2 separate regions of the Mus musculus genome follow, and region 1 is linked to region 2. Evidence: chromatin loops called from intact Hi-C (ENCODE). Cell type or tissue: gastrocnemius. All regions are shown on one strand.

Region 1 (8,000 bases), 120 kb before region 2:
GATACTGGGTGCTGTCTGTGGAAAATGATGTGTGATCAGATTCCAGTCAGAAGTCGTGACAAGCCACGGGGGGGCGGGGGGGTATTTAAGGCACAAAGTGCATGAGTTCTGAGCAATAAGAATAGCCCATGCAAAGGCCCTGTGGTACCCGGTATGTTCTAGAACTAGAGAGAAGGCGGGTATAGCTGCAGCTGCATCATATGTCTAAACGAAATCTGCAGAGAGAGATAATGGTCTGCCTTTCCCACAATTGTACAGGAAATGCCAAGCCTTGTACCTGAAACCCTAGACAGGTCTGTGCACCTCCAGAACTACACAGGAGATCGCTATTTTTCCTTAAAAATTCATTAAGCTTTTTTAGTCACTCCACAGCAATCACCAGGATAATGAAGGATAAACAGACAAACCACCCAGGATGCTCCCAAGAGCCTGCTGATCCGAAAGACATGGACAAATGGATGCAAAGCAAACAGAGAACTAGCCCCCTCCTCTAGCACACCTTATCCTTGCTATCAGCACCCAAGTAATGGCTCGGGGCTTCCAGGAAGTGTCTCCTTTACGTTCCTCCACGTCTAGCAATGGTCTACGGACTTCAACGCAACCTATCCAAGAGCGCAGCTATCTGGGAGAGATGGAGAGAAAGAATCAGAGCTGGAGAGTCAGACTGCTAATGAGTAGAAAGTTGAGGTTGGCTTGAATCCTGAGAGTTAAAGACTCCAGGGTTTATTAAATAGCATCCTCTCACATATATTTTCTATTAATTCTTTGTGGTGGCTCCAGCTAGGTTCTGTGCTTGAGAACTGTGTGTATTAGGAGATAATATTTTCGAAATTCATGAGCATATTTTGTGCCAGAAAGTACAAGCTTAAATAATTTTCATTTTATGAAATGCACATAACAACATTGAGCTAATCCATTCCAATGGCCCTGAACTCTCAGGAGCCTTGGGATCCAAAATATTTAGGGATAACAAGGAGGATCCTGGCCACCACCACCACGCTCATCCTCTTCATGTTACTGGAAGTTGGGATCGGGGATGGGAGCAAAGAGTAATACAGAGGAAGGTTAAGTGTGAGTCACTCAGAGACAAGAAGAGAAACACACCAGCCCAGGATTCCCCTGGTGGCCAGGTTCCTCTATTCTAGACCCTAATTTCAGTTCTTTTCCCTCTGTATTTGATGCTGTCAGAATCCACCATCCATTAAAGGCTTCAACTGTCATTTTTCTTTGTCTTTAGCCTTAGGAGCCATCATGTCCATTTTGCCTGCAAGAACCCAGGATAAACAGAAATCATTTTTCTTGTTATCTGAGGCTATTATATTTTGATATTGTTTTTTTCTGTCATGAAAAACCTTAGACATATTCACATACGCCAGGAGAAAGAAAACCTTTTTAGGCATCACTTTCAATTTCATAGCTTTGAATCATTCTTTTTTTTTTTTTCCACCCATCACAAATATGCTCCATTAAGCCTGGGACCTTACAACTTGGAAAAACACTAACTTAAACAAATGGAAGTTGTTGAGATCTGAGACAAAGGAAGAATATGTTTTTAAAGTGTTTGTGTGACTTTTAATCCTATCTAGATCATAAGCTTTTCAGCTCCCGGCTGGCTGGCTCCTTTGCTGTAAATCATCTACCATGTACCTGACAGGATGCTGTGTGAAGGGATCAAGTGGCCTCAGGAAATGGACCAAGACTTAGCAGCTGCTTGGGGTGGAAAGAATGAGAAGTCCTTGCTCACACGGAGCTGCCTTGGAATGTTAGGCCGTGGCTAGATCCAGAACACGCTGGGCACCCCAACGTCCTTAGGAGAAATGAACCGTTGGGAATGACATAGTGCTCTCAAGTCCTGCCACAGGTAGACACTTTTTTTTAAATCTTTTTTTTCTTTTATTTTTCTTTTTTAAAATATTTTAACTTATTCACTTTACCTACTGCCCCCCCACTCCCAGTCATCTCCTCTCACAATCCTTCCCCCATCCTTGCTCCCCCTCTACTCTGAGCAGGTGGACCCCTCCCCCGCCAGTGTCCCCCAACCCTAGCATATCAAGTCTCTGCAAACCTAAGTGCTTCCTCTCCCACTGAGGCCAGACAAGGCAGCCCAGCTACAACATATTCCACATACAGGCAACAGCTTTTGGTATAGCTCCCATTCCAGTTGTTTGGGACCCAGATGAATAACAAGCTGCACATCTATTACATATGAACAGGAAAGCCTAGGTCCAGCCCATGTATGTTCTTTGGTTGATTGTTCAGACTCTAGAGCCCCCAAGGGTTCAGGTTAGTTGACTCTGTTGGTCTTCCTGTGGAGTTTCTATCCCCCTAGGGGCCACAATCTTTCCTCCTATTCTTCCATAAGAGTCTCCAAGCTCCATCCAATGTTTGATTGTGGCAGAGCATGGTCTTAAAGGATGTATTTGGCCCCAGCCCTTTCCTGTTTCTCTTTGCTGACTAGCCACGAGCAGACTTCCACAGGTAGACACTTAATCCATATCAGAGAACTGGAAACCCTTCCCTAAGAAGTCCGGCCTATGAATCACTTACATCAAAGGGCTGCAGTAACCTTTTAGTAACAACAGTCTAAATGTTTCACTCGCTCTACACCCTTACCAAATCATAAACAATGGAGTCAACTGACTGTAGCCCAGATCATAGTATGCCCATTCCCTGAACTCAGTGTCTCCACCTACCACCCAACCGAAGAGAAAAATCCAACACTCACTTCTCTGATGACGGCTTGAACAGAAGACCAAAAGAAACACCTCATTGTGTCTAAGTGTGCGGCATCACCACAGCTGTGACTAGACATCCAGAAAGCCAGTCATGACCTGGGTGCTTGTGTCTAACTGACATCTAATGCTGCTCTGCTTGGAGCAACAGCGAAGTAAAAGCCATTGAAAATGTCTGTGACCTGGGAAAGTACAGTGTCCAGTAGACGGTATGAGCAAAATTTCGTTTTTTGTTTGTTAGGTTTGTTTTTGTTTTCGTATTTTAAAATACTAGATTAAGGTAGAATTCTCCTGATCTTCGCAAGTTTGAAACCAAGTGATCATACCAAATCATAACTGCCATAGTAAGTATCATTGTTATTTGGGGACATTATCAGAGCTGCAGTTTAATAAACTGAAAAGGCTGGCCAGGCATTGCTGTTGGTTGGTTGGTTGGTTGGTTGGTTGGTTTTAATTGGCTCATTTGGAAAGACATGATGTTCTAAAGATTTACTTACTTTTATTTATATGTCTGTCTGTCTGTCTGTCTTTCCTGCATGTATATCTGTACTCCACACTTGTGAAATGCCCGTGGAAGAAAGGAAAGGGTGTCAGAAACTCTGTAGTGGAGGTACTAAGTAGCTACGGTGGTGCAGGGACTTGAACTCAGGTCCTCTATATGAACAACGAAACTGTTCTTAACCACTAAGCTGCCTCTCTCGCTCCTGTAGGGTTTGAATATTTAATGTTGGGTCAGGATGGTGCTTCTTTCCTGCCATCTCTGCTTCTAGATAGAACAAAACACAGCATCTGGAACATTCTATTAGAAAAAAAAAAACAACCAAGTATATTCATACCATGACATTCCCTACTGAATCTATGACCTTTGAACCTTTTTGTTTTAAAGACCCTGTGTGGATGAAGATGCTAACACATGGCTTCATGATCTGACTAAGAAGACTAATAATACTTGACTGCCTCAATTAAGGTTTACCCCAAAGCAGAACCCGACACAAAGAGCCGGCCACACATAATGTATTTACGACTTTATCCCAGTAAATATATGGGAAAATGAGGCAGGGGAGGGAGATACAAGCATGGGCAGACATTAATGAGCAGCTCCATGCTACAGATATCTAGGGCTCAGCTTTGAAGAGTTGGCTCGAAGAAACCAGGAGGGATTTGATGTAAAATGGTTCCACAGGGTGCTGAGGGGTGAGGGATGCATTTATTGAACGTTTTCCAAGAGTCTAGGGGCACCTTTAACCTCCCCGTTCCCTGGACTGGTCTGCTAGGTACTTGACAAGCTCTATTTGCTGAGAAAGGAGGTAGGCAGAGCAGAGAGAGACACTGCCAAGTGTCCACAGGACTGAGGGACATCAAACCCCATTCCCTCAGCATGACCTAAATTCTCCACACTACTCATCCACTCACTCATGTCTGGATGTGCAGGAGCCAGCGGTTTCAAGTTTTCTGGGATTGCCGTCACCCTTACATATCCAATGCCTGTTACTCTGACTCAATCAAGTATGTCCCATTTGCTTGCCCCAGAAGAGCCCAACTGACCCATATCAGAGTGTTTATCAAGTCCCCAGGATTGGCAACATCTTCTGCTATTAGGTCCCCAGCTGCAGACAAACCCTTTTCTGCTAAGCACAAAAAAGAGGTCTCTGGTGCACCAAGTACCAAGTTCAGTGTCTTAGCACCCATCAGACTCTTAGCTGCTCATAGTTCTGGCTTTTCCTTTCTTGGGTTTTGGTGTGAGCACTCAAGGTGTGACACCACTCCTTCCAGGCTAGAAGGCTGGCCCACAATGACTTGCCAGTGGCATTTTAAAAAGTTACAGCATTATTAGCAAAACATGTACTTCCCACCAGCATCGGTCAACGTTCTCCCACCCCATCAATCACCTGAAAGTTGAGCTTTAAACCCACCCCCAAGCTGTTCTGGAAGCCCTCTAGGTAGGGTAGCTATTGCTTGCAATTCAATGTTGACATAATTCTTTGAGAGCTAGCTCTCTAAGCCTTCCTTCAGGGCAAGTGAAAACAGACCAGTCCCCAGGCTAAGCTTCCTTTGAAAAACCTGGAAGCTCACAGCAGCTGTCTCTGGGTTTTGAATTAGAGTGGAAACTTCAAATATCAAGCAAACTGCTCAGATTTAAATAGGGTTTTGGTCATTTATTCAAAGTGCCCACAAAATGCCTATTTAAAGTCAACCACAAAGAGCCAGGGCTGTAAAGTAGTTGCCACTTTAGGGACATCATTTCGAAGTAGGATGACAGACCCAGGGGTCTGGGGAGATGGATCCACTGGTGACGTGCTTGTCAAGTGAGCATGGGGACCTGAGTTCAATTCCCAGAACCAACATATGGAAGATAGTCATACTGCTGTGTGCTTGTTACCCTAACAGTGAGGAGTCAGAAACAAGTAAAGCACTAGTGCTCACTGGCCAGTCTGGCAAACATAGTTGGCAAGTTCCAGGCAACTAAGAGACCTCTATTTCAAATGTGAAGGTAGAAAGTACCGGAGGAACCCACACAGAGAATGACCTATGACCTCACATGGGGTGCACACACATGAATACACATATAAGAGAGAGGTGTGTGACAATCAATCAGTGCTGTGATCTGACCACTGTAGGACCCCACAAGATTCGTGGAAAGCAAGGGTAGAACAATGTATATTTGGGCGTGGGTTGAAGGAGGTGCAGTGATGTCCCATGGGTTCTGATGGATGAGTAAGAATTTTCCAGACAAAGAAGAAGGAAACGTCAAAAGTTGAGCATTCTGTTGGGGAAAGGTGGATCTGAGATAGGAATGCTTCACCCCGCCCCCATCCTTGGTTCTCCTGGGTGTCTGTTTCTTAGACTGTCAGTGGGAGAAGAAGAACTGTGTGTAGTGATCGGCTCATACATCACCCTTCTGCTGTCTGCCTGACACAGTGCTAAATACAAAAACACATTGTCTCAGTTTATATGATTCCCATTTCTTAGAAGAGGAAAGTGGGGCAGACAGAGGCTAAGGAAACTGTTGAACTAGCCAATCCTCCTGAGTTGGCAGATATTCTAAAGGAGAAGTCAACCTGTGAGAACCTATAATGCAGCACTTGCTTTGTGCTAAGAACTGAACAAATGATTCTGTTGCTATGACCACAGCTGTCCAAACTTGGACCAAATCCTCCCCTGCCAGGAGGGCATCAGTATTCACATTCTCTTCTTGGGAGCACTGCCCTGCTCTTTGTCCTTCTCCACACTTTTTGACTACTCCTAATTTATGGCCAATAACCATTTACTTAACAAATGGGCTCTTGACCAAGCGCTCTTACCAACAAATGCAAACAATCCATTCTCACAAGCTACCTCTTCCTGATTTTCTCCTAATAGTCCTCTCCCATCAAACACTGTGAAGTGAGCTTCCTACTTTGAAAACACCATGTCTTCCTCTGTTTGCAGTCCTCACCCAAAGAGCTCTGTTCTCTCCAGATAGAACCCTCAGCCATGTAACTTCCATATAAGGTAGAAGCCACCAAACTTGCAAAGTCACTTGAGCTTTCTCCAAGCTTCAGTGTTCACATTCTCTTCACTGTGCTCATATCACTGCTGCAGCCTGGGCACAATTTAAGTTTGTAAAATATTTAACAAGGCATACAATCAGAGCAAACATCTACCTATCTAATGACCTTCTGCAACATAAATAGCCCCTAATGGTCAGTCTAGCTGCAAGGGATTCCAGCAACATCTCATTTTAGTTTGGTTCAGCTTTGCCCCACAACTTGAAGTTAGAGACTTTATTCACCTTAATCATCGGCAAATGTCAGGAAAATAAATAAATGGATGGATGGATAGATGGATGAGTGGATGGGTGCACAGGCAATGGGCCCAAATGAAAAATGGAAGAAATAAGAGGATAAGAACAAGGTAATTTAAGTGACAATTCTAAACTTGAAGTCTTAAATTTTTTTCAGAAAAAAATTCACACAATGAAAAAGCAACCCATGAAAACAGTTATAGGAAGATATAATGTTTGAATGACATTACCTCCTTAGGGACTCCAGACTAATATTGTGTGCCTCTTCTCTATTTTCATCATAACCAACTTTAATAGCATTCTTTATTCTCATATATAGAACATAAAATGAGGAGGTCAGAGGACATATGGAATGCTCTGTGTCTGTGAGTATTATGTGGGGTTGAGAACAGGGTTTGCATCCCATATGGGCCTTGCTGGTCATATGTCAGCAGCAGAGAGGAAAGAAAAATGGGTTTGGGCTGCAACACACAGCTGACTACCAATTGCTGCAACCAGCTGGATTTGGTTAAATCCAGCAAAGAGAATATTTACCAGGTTATCACCAAGTCTCTCTGCCCCCCCCCCCTGTTTTAGTCCCCTGCCTCTCTTTCAACAAGTCTATTTTTTATGGTTATATTAAAAAGAACTTTGAAACTGCCTTGCTTGAGTTTCCATTAAAACACATGATTACTCTCCCAAAATGTCATTTCAATTATAGAAACTCAATAATGAACCCAAAAAACCCTCCTGTGCACTCTGTGACAAGCGCTAGTTGAGGTTTGGGGTTTATTATTATTAATAATAAAAGGAAGTACGCTAAATGAGTTGGCTTTTAGAGATTGTCATCAGAAGCCTGGCTTGCAGAGGCCTGTGGGCAGCTGCTTGGCATTCAGCTGTGTCATCACAAGGGATAGAGCTGCTTAGAAATCTGAATAAATTAATAAATAAGCTTTGCTATAAAGATATTGATCCAGCTGCCCTGGAGAGAGAACACCCCACTGTCTCCCGTTGTGCAGAAACCAGTCTCTGCTAGATAAATCTCAGAGTTAGTGGAATGGTACTTCTGTGTCACCTCTCACAGGGGACTTACTCCATCTCCAGCAAATGGAGAGATGCTACAGGTGCTGTCATTGACAGAGCAACAGATATCTACTGCCTAAAAGTTCAGGCCCCAAGACGAACTCCAAACAGTGACATTCCCTCGTGGTATTCATTTGGTCTGTCACTCCACAATCCTGTATTCATTTATTCAATGATGATTATTAATGCAGATCTGTTTCTGTTTGAGACTGATCACCCAGGAGAACCATGGGATGTTAACATTTATGTGTGAGGGCTCTGGGGCAGAGGCAGACATGGAAGGTTCTTGTTGAACATGAAATGTAAATCTGGTATGAGGCAGGGGAGTCGCCATGGACTTTGTTCGGTACTGACAACAGTTCTGTGCCCATCCACAGAGAGCAAAACACTAATAGAATACAGTCCTCTAGTTTTTATGCTCT
Region 2 (8,000 bases):
CTTTGCGCTCCATCACAAGGCTGTCAGAGAAGTCTCCTAGACCTTGTATCTGGGTCTGATGCCTTCCTGACTTCTATTATCCATCTGTTCATCCATTCATGTTTGCTGGATGCCTACGCTGTGCCAGGTACTGTTGTGATCCACAGGAATACAGACTTGGATGAATCAGATGACAGCAATATGTGCCATCACGGGGTGGATAATTTCAGTTAGCGGTGTGCATGGTGGTTCAACCTCACACCACTGTGTTGCCTTCCTCCGCGGTGGTTGTCTTGCTTTTAAATTATTCATTAATTGATATTGATTCCCCCCTGCCAAGCAGAGCCCCCAAGAGAACAGAAACTGAATCGGCCATATTAGCAGCAGGACCCTAAGACACCACACTCTTATATGAAACACAGTTGACTGCCACAGAAATCCTAGATATCTGCAGGCCTACTGGTCCAAAGTGAATTCTCCTGCGAGCAACTTATTTCAGTCCTGAGGCCTGAGAGGGAGAGTCCCTCACCACACCCCTTTGAAAAGTCTCTATGCACCTACTTTGCCTGCAGTTTTGACTTGAACCAAGGGCCAGCCGACTTTTCTGCAAAGAGACAGACGGCATTGAAGGCCAGGCAGCTCTGACTCTGTTGTTCAAGCACAAAGCAGCCAGTAACAATGCTATAAACAAAAGAGGGGTGGCTTCAGTCCAAGAAAACTATTTATAAGAACGAGCTTCAGGCAGGAACCAGCCCACAGGCTATAACTTGTCACCTCTGAGTCAGATGTCCCCAAATGCCTACAGCTCCTGGCAGTTGAGGGTGAGCCTGTCCTGCCCAGCCCAGCTATGGATCCTACCCCAATTCTGAAGCACATGCCCCAGGAGGACACAGCCGCCATCTCTGTCCTGGATCACACAACACAAATGGTATTCCTCCACCTGGAAGCGAGGCAACAGCCCACGGGGACCAGAGACAGGGATGATGGCTGCCACATTCCCTTGCAGGTCTCCAGGCTCTGCAGGAAGATGAGCTCACTTCTGGCCCTCCCTGGGCATGTGTCAATGCTTCCGCCCTCCACCCAGCCCAGCTTGTATTCATCTGGGAGACACGGGGTCTTTGTGCCTCTACAGAAGATGGGTGACACTGGGTGGTGTCTTTGAAGTTAGATGTGACATGCCAAAACGTGCCTGTTGCTAATGTTAATTTTCAAGAACTTGACTTTGGCTGGCAGTGGGAAAAAAAAAATCACTTGACTTCTGGATTGTATAGTTATTTTTACCCTCCCTTGGGAGTGGGGGGTGGGGGTTGTAACTATGGCAAAGAGTCCTCAGAGGCCTGCTCAATACAATGGGACGAGACACACAGGTTACTGTAATGTTTGTGGAGCCAGAGAACATCTACAGCACTGGTACTGCATTCAGGACCACAGTGAGAACCAAATGTTCAAGACAGATGCGAACCATCACCAGCAGTGTGGAGGTTTGAATGAGAAATACTCTCCATTGGCTCAGGTGTTGAACACTTGGATCCCACTCAGTGGCGCCATCTGGGGAGCTGATGTACCCTTGCTGAAGAAGTCTATCACTGGGAGGGGGGGAGGGGAGGGGGCAGGCTTTGGGTTCATAGCCTTGCCTCACTTCCAGTTTGTTCTCTGCTTCGTATTTGCAATTGAGAATGTGATTTCTCAGCTACCCGTTCCTGCGCCCCCCCCCACACCCCCGCTCCTGAAACATGGGGATGTGGAGGGTGTAACATATCACAGGTCACATATCATATCTCTAACATACCAGGCTTCACAGTGACTCAGCGCTGCAGGGACGCTGCAGGTCTACATGTCATTACTGTGAGTGGAGCCTCCAGTCTGGGTACTGTTAATCCCCAAGAGCTCTGATAATAATTTTCTGGGGGAGGAGGGGCAGCCTTGGTGCACCCACAGCCACATCTGTGTATTTCATCATAGGGATCCAAAAGCCACCTGCTCCTCCCTTTCATCACCTTCATTACTGTGTGCCACTATTACTATGTGAATGTGTGGTGTGTGTGCACATGTGGGGTCAGGGAGTGCATACACTTGTGTGCACTTGTTCAGAGTCTACACGACTGCTCCACCACTCCCTGTCGTGTTCCCTTGAGGCAGGTTTTCTCACTGAATCTGAAGGTGGACTGGTGGCCACCAAGCCCTAGTGATCCTTCTGTCTCCGTCTGTCATGGCGCCGGGGTTTCAGACACATTGGTTTTGGGGGGATTTTTAAACCCAAGTCCTGATGTTTGTACAACAAACACTCTTACCCACAGGGCCAATACCCCATGCCCATGCAACTTCCTTTTAAAGTAACATATCACTAAGAAGTTATCCATGTTGATTGGATTGAGCCTCAGTTTATGAGAACAGAGTCATTCAGTGATGGGTTCAAGGGCGTGGAATTCCTACAGTGGGTGCTGTGCTTCGGGGAGGGGCTGGGGAGTTTTCTGACCAAATGCAAAGTAGGTTCTGTCCTGAAGGGGCAGTAGTGGCTCAGCTCCTGCCAACCAGCACCACTTAGAAAGAGAGCTTAAATAAATAGCAAGGGCCGCCGAGTTTTCAAGAAATGCAGGGAACCTGAAGCATCTTTCAAAGATATTGATGTCATGAATTTAAAAAAAAAAATGGGCACCAGTTGTCCTCTCCCCCCCACCCCCACCCATTGGTTCAAGCAGACCAGGGGCTGCCAGTCTGCAAGCCCTGTCCAGAAGCCAGAGCAGAAGCGTTGGGACACATCCCAGCAAGCAGATGGCAGGAGCTCCAGTCTGCTAATCACCCAATCCACCTCCCCCTCTGGGCTCTGCCTAGGTGGGGAGATGTCTCAGATGCCAGTCTTAACCCAAGAGAGAAGGAGGACTCTCACTTTTAACCCGAGGATACAGCCACCATCCCACATCTGTGGTGGCAGAGGAGACGAGCCCTGGAGAATTGTGTTGGCAGCATCCCTCAGGAGGCCAGATTCTCCAAGGCGTCTGGACACCTTGCTGACAGCTAAATGGAAGGAGGGCCCAAGCCTCTGGCTACTTGACTTGATTCTACCAGACTGGTCATTGTGATTGGATGACAGACGAATATTTCCCTCTCCTTTTCAGGAGGTGCTGGGGCACAAGCTGAGACTGGGGGATTCACTCTTCTGGATGGTGTGTCTTGGGGGGAAAAATTATCTTCTTTCCCAGACGGAATGGTTTCTGCTTCTGCTGCCTGAAGAACAAAGCCAGATCCAACCAAAATCAAAAGGCCAGGACATGTCCAAACTTCATTATAGTCCAGACTGCGTTGTCTGCAAAGCCCTTTGAAAATCACTCCTGCCTTCGCCTTTCTAGGGAAGGAAGGATGGAGGAGTGAAGATAGAACAGGGACCACAGCAACGAGAAGAAGGGAAGAGAGAAGGATGAACAGCTCAATGGGGAATGACAGAACCTCCCATCCAGGACAGCCTGTAGCAGAAAATCTCGAAGAAAGAGACTTTCCTTCTGAAGGACCCGCTTTGCTTCACAGGAATTCTCCAGACCGAGAACTGCAGGCTCGGGATTTTGTAAGGCTGTGGATGGAGCCCCCTTCTGGAGAAAAATTTCACCAGGTACAAAACAAGATCAAACCACACAAAGATGGGCATGTGTGCGCACACACGCAACCGCTGACCGATTTTTGGCTGTTAGGATAATGTGCCTGTCAGCCAGGGAGGGATGGAAAGGGCAGCTTTGGCTTCCACAAAACAGGAGTTACCTGGGCTCCTAGGGTAGCTGTACTTCTAGACAGCAAGGAAAGATAAGGTTTTGAAGACATGAGCGCTCCCTTCATCCAGAGAGTTAACTTCAGGTGACCAAGTGATTGTCATAGCTGATTGTCATAGCCAAGTCCTAGTTCCTGAAGATAGTACCATGGCTGGGTATAATTTTCTTGGAGGGTGGGGGAGGATGGGTGATTTTACTTTAACACACAGAGGATCTTCTCTTCTAGAAGAGAGGAGGTAGAAGAGGAAGATCTGCTAAGAAGACCTTTGAGGCTTCCAGTAACATGCTGGAGTTACATAAATCCAGGTCACTTACTCAGCCTGGCGGTGTATTAAAACTATTTTGGGGTTTGCTAAAAATATTTATAAGAGTGTTTAGACATGTGAACTTTTACCACTTTAAATCCTTGGTCCCCTAGAACTTTTGAACAGTGCAGGCTGCCTTAAGCAGGAGCCACAGGCTGGAGGTGCCCTCTCAGGCTCTGAGTCCCTGCCCTCATCGGAAAGGCTTTGCACATGAACCAGGCTCTTAAAATAGAATGGGCAGAGTGGCGGCCACATGAGAAGTTGTGGAGACTCACTTAAAGTCCTGAAATGCCAGACTCTCACTCTCTCTCGGGGAGAACTTTCCCACTTCAAGCCAGAGCCACAGAATCCCAGGGAATACTTCTCGGGAACACATGGAGGGACAGTCTCAAGACCTGAGCCACTCCCTAGAAGTTAATTCTTGGGGGATTGCTCATGCATTGTGCGAAGCTGGGCTGGGTGGAAGTGCTGCCTCCCAGGAGTGGGCAATCCCTACCACAGTGGAATTTCTAACTCACACTTCTGCTCCTTTGGGTCAGTGGCCAAATTCCAGCTGCTGCTTCCGGGACAGGTTTTCCCAGAACACCCGGGGTGGGGGTGAGAAAAAAGGTCTTCTAGTCCTTATTGTTTAGAACCGCGCCCCCCCCCCCCAGCCCACCTCACCCCCAATGCATGCAAATGTGGAAGGTGGCAAGTCTGCCAATGAGCAGCCAGAGACTGATAGCTTCCAAGCTGGGCCCAGTGCCTGCTTTATGTTTGACTGCATGGAAAAACACACACAGGCTTGCCCTAGCTCTGCAGGGCAGTGAGTAATTCACTTTTTCACATTGTTTTTGTCATTCCTCTGTTTCCTTTCTGCCTCAGGAAAGTTTGGGTTGGGCTTGTTGACTCAAAGGCACTGAGACACCCCACCACCACCACCACACACACACATATGTTCATTTTTCTTGGAGGCACAAAGACCCAAGCCTCCAACCCCCTGCGTTTAAGCCTGTTGTTGGTGAACTCCGCTGCACCTTGCATGGGGTGGAGACTATTTCCCCTCCAGGTGCTTCAGCCCAGAGAACAGCAGTCACTATCTTCATGCAGATGAGCGCTCTGATTATGCAAGACAATCAAAGTGAGAGCTAAAACCCCCCAGGGCTGGCCATTTATTTACAGTTCAGAAGCAACTGAGTGGGCTTTTAAAGCCACCTTTGCCAGCCGGCCCTGCGGGAGAAGAAGACACCCCTGTTGCTCTGCAGAGGTGCCCCATAGGAAGCCCCTAGGCCCCTGGCAGGCTCCCCGGAGCTCCCCCACCTCCACCCCCAGTCTGCTGTGCCCATAGATAAGCATCAGTTTGCATGAGCCCTGGAACCTAATACATACTAAGACAGGAGAACTAGAAAAGTCCCGGGTAAGGCAGGAGTCCATGCCCCAGATGCCAACCGCTCCCAGAGAGGCGGGACTTGTGAAATCCACTGCCTAGGGCTGCCTGTTGCACGCTGCCTTGTTCACCCAGCAGGTCCAGGGTTGATGATGGTAATAGATTCTTCTACTGTGGAGAGCCTGAAAGCTCAGCTTTGCCCATGGTGGGTCTACTAGCATTAGAGGACAGGAAGGATCTGTCTGGATCTTTCTACCCAGGTGTGCTCTGCCCCACCTTGCGAAATTAGGAGGCACACAACCTTCTCTGCCTTAGGGATAGTTAGAGCCCTGGAGAGGTGGGGAGCTGCTTCCAAAGCAACGATGGGATCCATAGCAGGGCCCTAGAGAATCAGCTAGAAAACCTCTAATAGAAAAGAGCAACAACTGTGTGTGCCCCAGGACTGTGTGTCCACTGACAGAGATGTCAGAACTCAGGACAGGAGAGCCTGCCCAGCAGAAAGCATCTTACTACTCTGTCACCCAGGGTCCTGGCAGGGTCACACACTCACACACACACCCTTGGGTCATTTCTATGGTCATTGCATTTCTGGGGTGCCAGCTCCTCTCCAGCAGCCATCTCCCCTTAGAAGGCTTCCTACCGAACCCTGACTTCATCTCCAGTTTCCCACTTCATGTACAACCCCGTGCCTCTTCCACTGGAACCCAAGAATCCTGCCCAGAAAACTCAACACCCATGCCTCAGGCATTCCCGCACCCCCCCCCCCCATTCTCTCTGCATGGCCCTGCACTTCTGCAACTACCCACTTGTAGACTGCCAGTTCTAGTTCCCAGAGGCTGCCTAAAAGGACAAGGAGGGACCGAGCCAGTATGCCAGCATGCTTCCTGGAGCTTCAGTCCTTAGAGGAGGACTGGGCGTGCCTCCTCAGCCTCCAGTGCCTCTGGCCTGTCCCCTAAGTGTTGCTTTCCTACACCCAAACTTCCAGGGATCTCCGAGCTTCAGCCGGGCTGAGGAGAGCCCCAACATGCCTCTCCTGCTCTCCCAACCTTGCCCTGGCACCGCAAGGATCTGGAGGGTTATCTGCCAGGCAGCTGCAGCCTGGTGAGGAGGCTTGAACTTTTCCTTGTGCTCAGCGCCACCCGCCCGCCCGGGGAAGACAACAGAGGCTGCAGCCTGGGCTCGGGCAGGAGCTCCAGCTGTCTGGACAATGGGGGCCCAAGGGGCTGGGGGTAGTGGGCCTGCGCTATGCAGAGGAGACCGGGGATCGTGCTCAGGCCCCTTTCAGCCCGGAGCTGGAGAGCCGGAAGACCCCAAAGCCGGAGCGGCGGGCGCCTTGCTTTGAAAGACAGCAGCAGCCGGGCTGCGGAGATCCGCTGGCGGGAGGCGCCTTGCAGCTCGCCAGCCGAGCTGGGCGAAGAGAGGACGAGCGCCCCGGGAAGTCAGTGATGCCAGCTCCGGCCTCTCCCAGCCCGGCTGCCGGCTGAACCGAATGGCTCTTCCCGCCCCCCCTCCTCCCGGCTAAGGCACTGGGCTACGGGGCAAGCACAATCCCTAGGAGTCGCCTCGAAAGGAGTGTGTATCCGATGCACGAACCTCGGGAGGAGGCGAACCAAAGTTACCCTACTTGATGTCAGCCAGGATGTCGCTTTGCTTGCAAAAAGGCTCTGTCTTCCCTAGAATGAGCTTACACGCGCACACACACACACACACACACACACACACACACACACACACTAGCCGGCAAGAGGAGCCAGGCTCCTCTAGGATCGGAGCTGAGGGTGACCTCGCATCTGAGCTAGCCGGGTATATCTGCACGGCGGCTAGCAGAAGCCCCGCGTCCCTCCGATTGCTTCTGGCCATCACCAAGCAGGGCGATCTGAATGCAGAAAGCTGGTGGGAGCGCGCTGACTGCGGCTCACATTCCCTACCTGGGACAGCAGGACGCACAGGGTGAGCGGAGTTCTCGGCTGCATCTTGCCCGACTAGAAGAAGCGCCTGGCGGCGTTTGCATTCACACACGCGGCTGCACTGAGCATATTTTCCGTGGGAGCCAGCCTTTGAGGAGAGGCTCTGCCTCGCCAGCCAGCCAACTTCCCAAATAGATCAGCGGCAGCATCGCGAAAGCATTGGGTAGCGGCTGATGACCAGGACCAATGGCTTTACAAGACGGATTCCTTCATAACGCTCCCTCGTTTTGCATGGCAGATAGGGGCGAGCACCTCGCAGGGAGAGCCCCCTCCGAGCAAGGAGGCGGCACGTTGGCTTTTTTTTTTTTTTTTTTTTTGACTCCTGGTGCCCAGCCTCACAAATCAGGCTGGGCAATGCCAACTGATTCCACTTTCCCTAGGAACTGGAATTGCACCCGGGACCGGCAGCCACTTCTAACACATTGCGAAAAAAGATTCTCTTTATTAAAATGTTAATAAGATCCACTTTATTCCCAATAAATCACATAAAATGACCCCCGCAGCCGCAGCCCTCTATGCCCTAAGAGTCTTGCTGGTAGATTTCTTTGGCTTTGTTTTTCGTTCGCCCTCTCCCCCTCACCCCCCCCCCGCCCCCATCGGCCCCCAAAGTGGCTCAGCCACCGGT

What was found. A loop is a pair of places that touch in the nucleus more often than their neighbours do. Peaks named below come from ENCODE experiments on the same cell type or tissue, not always from the same donor. Only the 100,000 strongest peaks of a DNase experiment are listed, where the experiment ranks them.
Region 1: a loop joins it to region 2, with 2.5 times the contacts of the local background. A loop is called at or near these places in 7 of 42 quality-filtered maps.

The regions. Positions count from the first base shown.
Region 1 is chr8:118,401,209-118,409,208 of GRCm38, reverse strand. All of the region lies in intron 1 of Cdh13 (cadherin 13), which reads right to left. Among named protein-coding and RNA genes, the nearest start is that of Gm24035, 21 kb to the left of the region's middle. In gastrocnemius, no CTCF peak of the experiment used is centred here; no DNase peak of the experiment used is centred here; H3K27ac peaks cover 3,792 bases.
Region 2 is chr8:118,283,235-118,291,234 of GRCm38, reverse strand. It overlaps Cdh13 (cadherin 13), which reads right to left and starts at 7,624. Exons shown (of 14, transcript NM_019707.5): 1 at 7,337-7,624. The coding sequence starts at 7,381. The region is part of intron 2 of Gm51555 (a long non-coding RNA gene); the gene reads left to right. In gastrocnemius, CTCF peaks have their summits at 1,525, 2,477 and 3,580 (motif pointing left); DNase peaks (open chromatin) are centred at 4,675, 5,302, 6,765, 7,457 and 3 more places; H3K4me3 peaks cover 5,322 bases; H3K27ac peaks cover 8,000 bases.